2 separate regions of the Mus musculus genome follow, and region 2 is linked to region 1. Evidence: chromatin contacts called from ENCODE Hi-C or POLR2A ChIA-PET data. All regions are on one chromosome and are shown on one strand. Each heading gives the region's core, a stretch centred on a gene start or an enhancer-like site at or near the end of the contact. The rest is flanking DNA. Distances are from core to core; before and after follow the strand shown. Region 1 has its middle 86 kb from the start of 4930526H09Rik. Region 2 has its middle 83 kb from the start of Gpbp1.

What was found. A loop is a pair of places that touch in the nucleus more often than their neighbours do. ChIA-PET counts read pairs that join two places held with the same protein, here RNA polymerase II (POLR2A).
Region 2: a map of T-helper 17 cell shows a loop between it and region 1 (2.7-fold over the local background). The contact joins two enhancer-like sites. A Hi-C loop is called at or near these places in 3 of 37 maps with a recorded cell type or tissue (T-helper 1 cell, T-helper 17 cell and T-helper 2 cell). POLR2A ChIA-PET finds 5 or more read pairs at or near these places in 1 of 5 experiments (Patski).

Annotation. Positions count from the first base shown.
Region 1 is chr13:110,988,257-110,990,995 of GRCm38, reverse strand. No RefSeq gene overlaps it. Among named protein-coding and RNA genes, the nearest start is that of 4930526H09Rik, 86 kb to the right of the region's middle. Within about 2 kb of position 1,364, at least 1 of the 3 ENCODE cell types and tissues checked has a DNase peak (open chromatin) inside an H3K27ac peak, as active enhancers do.
Region 2 is chr13:111,405,542-111,408,280 of GRCm38, reverse strand. No RefSeq gene overlaps it. Among named protein-coding and RNA genes, the nearest start is that of Gpbp1, 83 kb to the left of the region's middle. Within about 2 kb of position 1,385, at least 1 of the 3 ENCODE cell types and tissues checked has a DNase peak (open chromatin) inside an H3K27ac peak, as active enhancers do.

The DNA of each region.
Region 1 (2,739 bases), core at 115-2,614:
GTTAGAATTTAAGAAAAAAAAACCTGACGTCAACATTAAATGAATACAAGTTGTGAATCATGCCTACACTATGTTCTCATATAACATCAACCTTTTGCTTTTTGGTGAAGATACACTAAAGGGAAATTTTCCATCTGCCTCAGCTTTGTCAGCACCACAGTGACAGTTTTCAGAGCACAGCGGTGATGTGCAGAGTTCTTATTTCATTGTGTGGGAAGCTACAGTTTGTTTCAGTTAGCTGAAAAACAATTGTGTGTCTGAGATAATCTAGAAGTCTGTACATGAGTCAAAGGATCATATTCAAAGGCTACCACCCAGGAACCTCATAGAAGTATGCATCCCCCAAATCTAACGTGAATGTGTGCATTCATGCAGTTCACATGAACGCTGACTCTCCCTCAGTATGAACATGAATAATAGTTGGACAGTCATATGCCACTTAATGTGTGCCAAGGACTGAGTTACAATGACGAGTTAGAAGACAAATGAGCACTGCTTGTATGAAGCTCATGAAGTAGCAGAAAAGGCATAGAATCACTAGTATAAAATAAAGTGTATCAGGGACAAGGTGACGGGCAATAGCAGGAGAGTGGTCAAAGAACTTTGCTGTTTGCTTCCCATGTTATGATGGTCTGACTTTGAATCTTACACAGGTTCTTGACAATGCACTTAAAACTTATTTTAACATTGGTTAACATTGGTCAGAAGGTTTAACTTCCATTTTGGTTCTCTGGATTAAGGTGGAGGACCTTCCTCCCTCCCTCCCTCCCTCCCTCCCTCCCTCCCTCCCTCCCTCCCTCCCTCCCTCATTCCCTCTCTCCCCTCTCTCTTTCTTTCTTCCTTCTTATCTATCTATCTATCTATCTATCTATCTATCTATCTATCTATCTATCATCTTCATCGCCATCATCTATTCACTTTATATCCTGCTTACTACACCCCCTCCTGGCACCTTCTCCCATAATTCGTCCTCCTCCCTTCTTATCTGAGTGGTTAGGGCTCCTCTGGGTATCCAGCTACCCTGCTACATCAAGTGTTTTCTGGGCTAGGTGCATCCTCTTCCACTGAGGCAGACCAGGCAGCCCAGCTAGAAGAACATATCCCATTGACAGGGAACAGCTTTTTACCCTGCTCAAGTTGTTCCTGACCCACATGAAGACCAAGCTGCATATCTGCTACATATATGTGAGGAGACCTAGGTCCAGTCTGTATATGTTCTTTGGTTGGTAGCTCAGTCTCTGAGAAGCCCAAGGGTCCAGGGTAGTTGACTCTGTTTGTCTTCCTGTGGAGTTCCTATTCCCTTTGGGGCCCACAATCTTTCCCTGTGTTCTTCCTTGAGAGTCCCCCAACTCCACCCACTGTTTGGCTGTGAGTGTCTGTATCTGAGTCAGCTTTTGTGTGAAGCCTCTCAGAGGACAGTCATGTTAGAGGTGGAGGAAATTTCAACACTAGTAAGTAGAACTCAGTAGCAAAAGTCCAGTCAGACCAAAAGTATCCTTCCCTCCTAACGAGCTCCACACCTTTATGTGTGATATTTCTCATATCCTAGAATGCAGCTTAAGAGGAGACTCCTCTACATCTTGAGATATAGATGATAATATTCAGACCTGGAAATGAATATTGTTCTGCTTTCAGGTTTTCCTTCCTTCCAGTCCTCAGAGAGATGCTAATTTTAAACTCTTCAAAAGTGAGTTAGGCAGGCAGACAGAGGAAAACATCCTGAAGGAGGCATTGAAAGATACATTTGTTAATTAGTTTCCATCAATTGGCTATTGCTACCTTGGAGGCTTTATGCTAAGAGCCATCGATGATAAACACTAGTAGTCGTAATAATGCCCTTGCCCCAGTTTCTATATCCAAGTCCCTGGAGCCACTGACCATGTTAGGCTCTATGACAAAAGATGAAGTTTTTGATGAGATAAAAGTTATCAAGCAGTTGATTCCTCAATGGTGAAGTTAGCCGGAGTTATACAGGTGGGTCCTGCAAGGGTGCATTTCATAGAGAGGATTGCCTTGCCTTGTAGAGATAGAGCTGGGGCCAAGAGCCAAGGAATGCAGCTGGTGTCTAGAAATAGGAAGATGGGAGGGAAGCAAGTCTCCTTTGGATCATCAAGAAGGCAGTATAATTCTGTTGACGTGTAGCTAAGCTCCTCGAGGTTGACTCAGTGGCCCTCATGCCCAGAGCTGTAAGGTAAATTTTGCTGTTGTAGGTTCATGCCACTTTGTCTAAGTAGCAATAGAAAAGTAGGATTGTTTAGAAGAAAGATCTTATCCCACAAGAACACTGAGTCTGAGCCATGAAGGCCTACAGAGGGCATATGATGAATAGTCATATTCACTGCTGAACAAGATTGTCACTGGAGAAAATAAACTTGTAGATAGAATAAAATATCTTCTCTGTTGGGCAAGATGGGAGCTTTTTGCTTTCCACAACGTTGTGTGTGTGTCTCTGAACAGAGAGGCCAGTACTCCAAGTGGATTTCTCTATAACAGCCAGGGAATGTAATCCCAACTAATAAATCAGCAGGGCCTATGAAAAGCTGAAAAGCTAAAGATGAGGTTATGACCTCAGTTTCAAAGAATCTGAGTTGATTCTGGCTTGATACATCATCTTAACAAATTTATATACAGACTTACAAACACTTTTTTCAGCTCACAGCTCTCTTCAAACCCCAGAGACTATGCATCACCAGTCTCTTCTTGGATATCCTATACCACCTGTTTCACTTCCTGGCATTC
Region 2 (2,739 bases), core at 136-2,635, 420 kb before region 1:
GCACACACACACACACACACACACACACACACACATACTGGATGGCTCCTGAGGAACCTGGAATCCTGCCTCAAAGTGAAGAGGATACACAGACAAAGGGGTCACTTGTGGTACTGATGCTCTGAGGAAGGGAAAATCTACAGCACAGACAGGCTAAGAATGACTGCCCCCCCCCCTGCCTTGATTTGTGCATGACAAAAGACTGTGCACTGCTGTCTGTCAGTGGCAGTCTCTCCTTCAGACTGCTCCCTGTCTCTCTCTCTGTGCACCTAAGGAATAAATAATAGGGAACTCATTTTTGCATGGGAAAGCCGTGAATACCTTATTTGAATGTTGCTGGGTTCTGTCTGTCCGTCTGCTGTTGGCTTGGGAAGCCACACAAGGATCAGAGTTAGATGGACCACAGCAAATGCTTCCCCAGGGCCAGTGCCCCAGCCAGGAGTCTTTGCCCTTCCTAAGTTTCTGATTGACTGCTCCATTCCTTAGAGTCCCGATAGAGCAATTGGAAGCTATGTTTCTTGAACTGGGGACCGCCATACAGCTAACTCTGTGCGATTTTATTTCATATATATCAATGCATTCCACAGTTTCTTTGGCTTCTGTCAGAATTTTAGTCCAGGGCTCAGACCTGAGCCTTATTGTAAGGACAAGGGGTGAATGGTGGTGTTGTCCCCTGCTCTGTCTCTAAGATGCCTTAACTATGTTATGTCTAGAATGCGTTGTATAGTCAGGGTTGTCCTTGAACTTATAGTTCTCCTCCATCTGACTCCCAAATGCTGGAATATAAGAATGTGTCACCTCGATTACAGAGGTACAATTTTACCTCGTGTCATGTGCTGGACTTTGGATTTAAAAAGCTTAATTTGCAAAAATAACTTGAGACTTAATACGATATTTTCTTTTGGAGAAGATTTTATTTGACTCTCACTAGGTGCCTGGAGGTGTTTAGATATAGAATCCAGTGTCATGTTACTTGAACTGAGAAACTGAGACCTGCAGGCAAGCAACACACACACACACACACACACACACACACACACACACACACACACACGTGGTCCTCTCTAGGATACAGCCCTTGGGAAGCCCCGCCCCCAACCTCGGGAAGCCCCGTTCACCCAGCACTGGCATCTCCTGAGAGTCTTCTTTTTCTTCCTGGTATTTTCATAAAATGACAAACGTACTGTCTTGTCTTCTGTCTGCCTCGCAGGGGCAGTGACAGCCCTAGATGTAGGTCCTGCGTCTCCAAATTTCCAGTTTCCCCTAGACCATTGCCAAGCAATTGCTCACTCTCTCGCTTGCTATTTGATCCTTTCATGAAAATATTTTTGTGTGTTTCATCTGACTTTGAAAGTTGTCTTCAGGATCCTCTAGTCTGCTGTAAATGGAAATAGAGTTCGGGAGAAGGTCTGTGAAGGCTGGCTTGCGTTTGTTTCCACAGGGAAAAATTCCAGTTGCTTTCTCTGTTCCTAAGCCCAACAGAATCAACTCTGAGTTCACCAGAGCCCTTAACTGCACAGAGCCTCACTGGAACACAGAGCCTGTCATAGGAGCATAGGACCTGGGATTCTGGGGTCCTCGGTTACAGAGTTAAAATACAATTTGGATGAGAGCAGTGCAACTTAGCAGCTCACTATGACAGTCTCACCTTGGCACACAAACCCTCACCCTGTGAGATTCGAGGAAAGGACCTGCTGGTTAAGAGAAAACAGAGAAACTTCCCAGACCTACCAGACCTGGGCTGAGGCTGGAATTCTAGAACGCATATTCACTTTGAGCCCTCTCCAGACCTGAGCTGGGGCTCACACACAAGAAACAGACACTCTCACACTGCCTCGTGCTACAGCTCATGCATGCGTGGGTGGGTGCGTGCGTGCGTGTTGAATGGTCACACGTGTTTCTTCCACTGGCTTTCAAATGTTTGCATGCCACTGGGTTAGAGCAGAGTGTGTTCCAGTATAGAGTGCCGATCCCACCGAGAGTTTCTGATTCAGAACATCTGGGCTGGAACCTAGAATGCGCATTTCATACAAACTCTCAGGTGATGCTGTGGGGTGGAGGGCCACACCTAGAGAATCTCCAGTCTTCTGAGGGTGGGAAATTGTAATCCACCCACCTTGGGTTTTCACATTAACCAGATGCTCAACTCAGTTCAGTGAGTCACACTTATGTAATATTCATGGTTCTAATAATGTAGCTCCTCTCTCTCTCTCTCTCTCTCTCTCTCTCTCTCTCTCTCTGTAATGAGGATTGAGCCCCAAGGCTTCACACACACCAGGTCTCTCTGCCTCTGAGCTACATCCCTAGCTCTTAACTGTTTTGATATGTTAACTTTTGATATGTTGATTAACATTGCTTTCTTTCTTTCTTTCTCCCGTTGCTGCTGCATTGTTGTGTTTGATATTGGAAGTTCCTATAGGGCACTGCAAAGGGTTTTATTCTACTCACAGTTTCATATAACAGTTTATTAGAAAAAGCAGTAAGGGCAGGAACTCAAGCAGGGCTGGCACCTGGAGGCCGGAGCTGATGAAGAGGCCATACTTACTGGCATGCTCCCCGGTAAGTATGCTGGGGATGCTTGCTCAGCCTGCTTTCCTATAGAATCCAGGACCACCTGCCCAGGGATGGTCCCCTCCACAATGGGCTGCTCCGCTCTCATCACTAATTATGAAAATATCCCACAGTTTGGCTCATAGCCAGATTTCTCAGTGGAGGCTCCCTCCTCTCCACTGTCTCTAG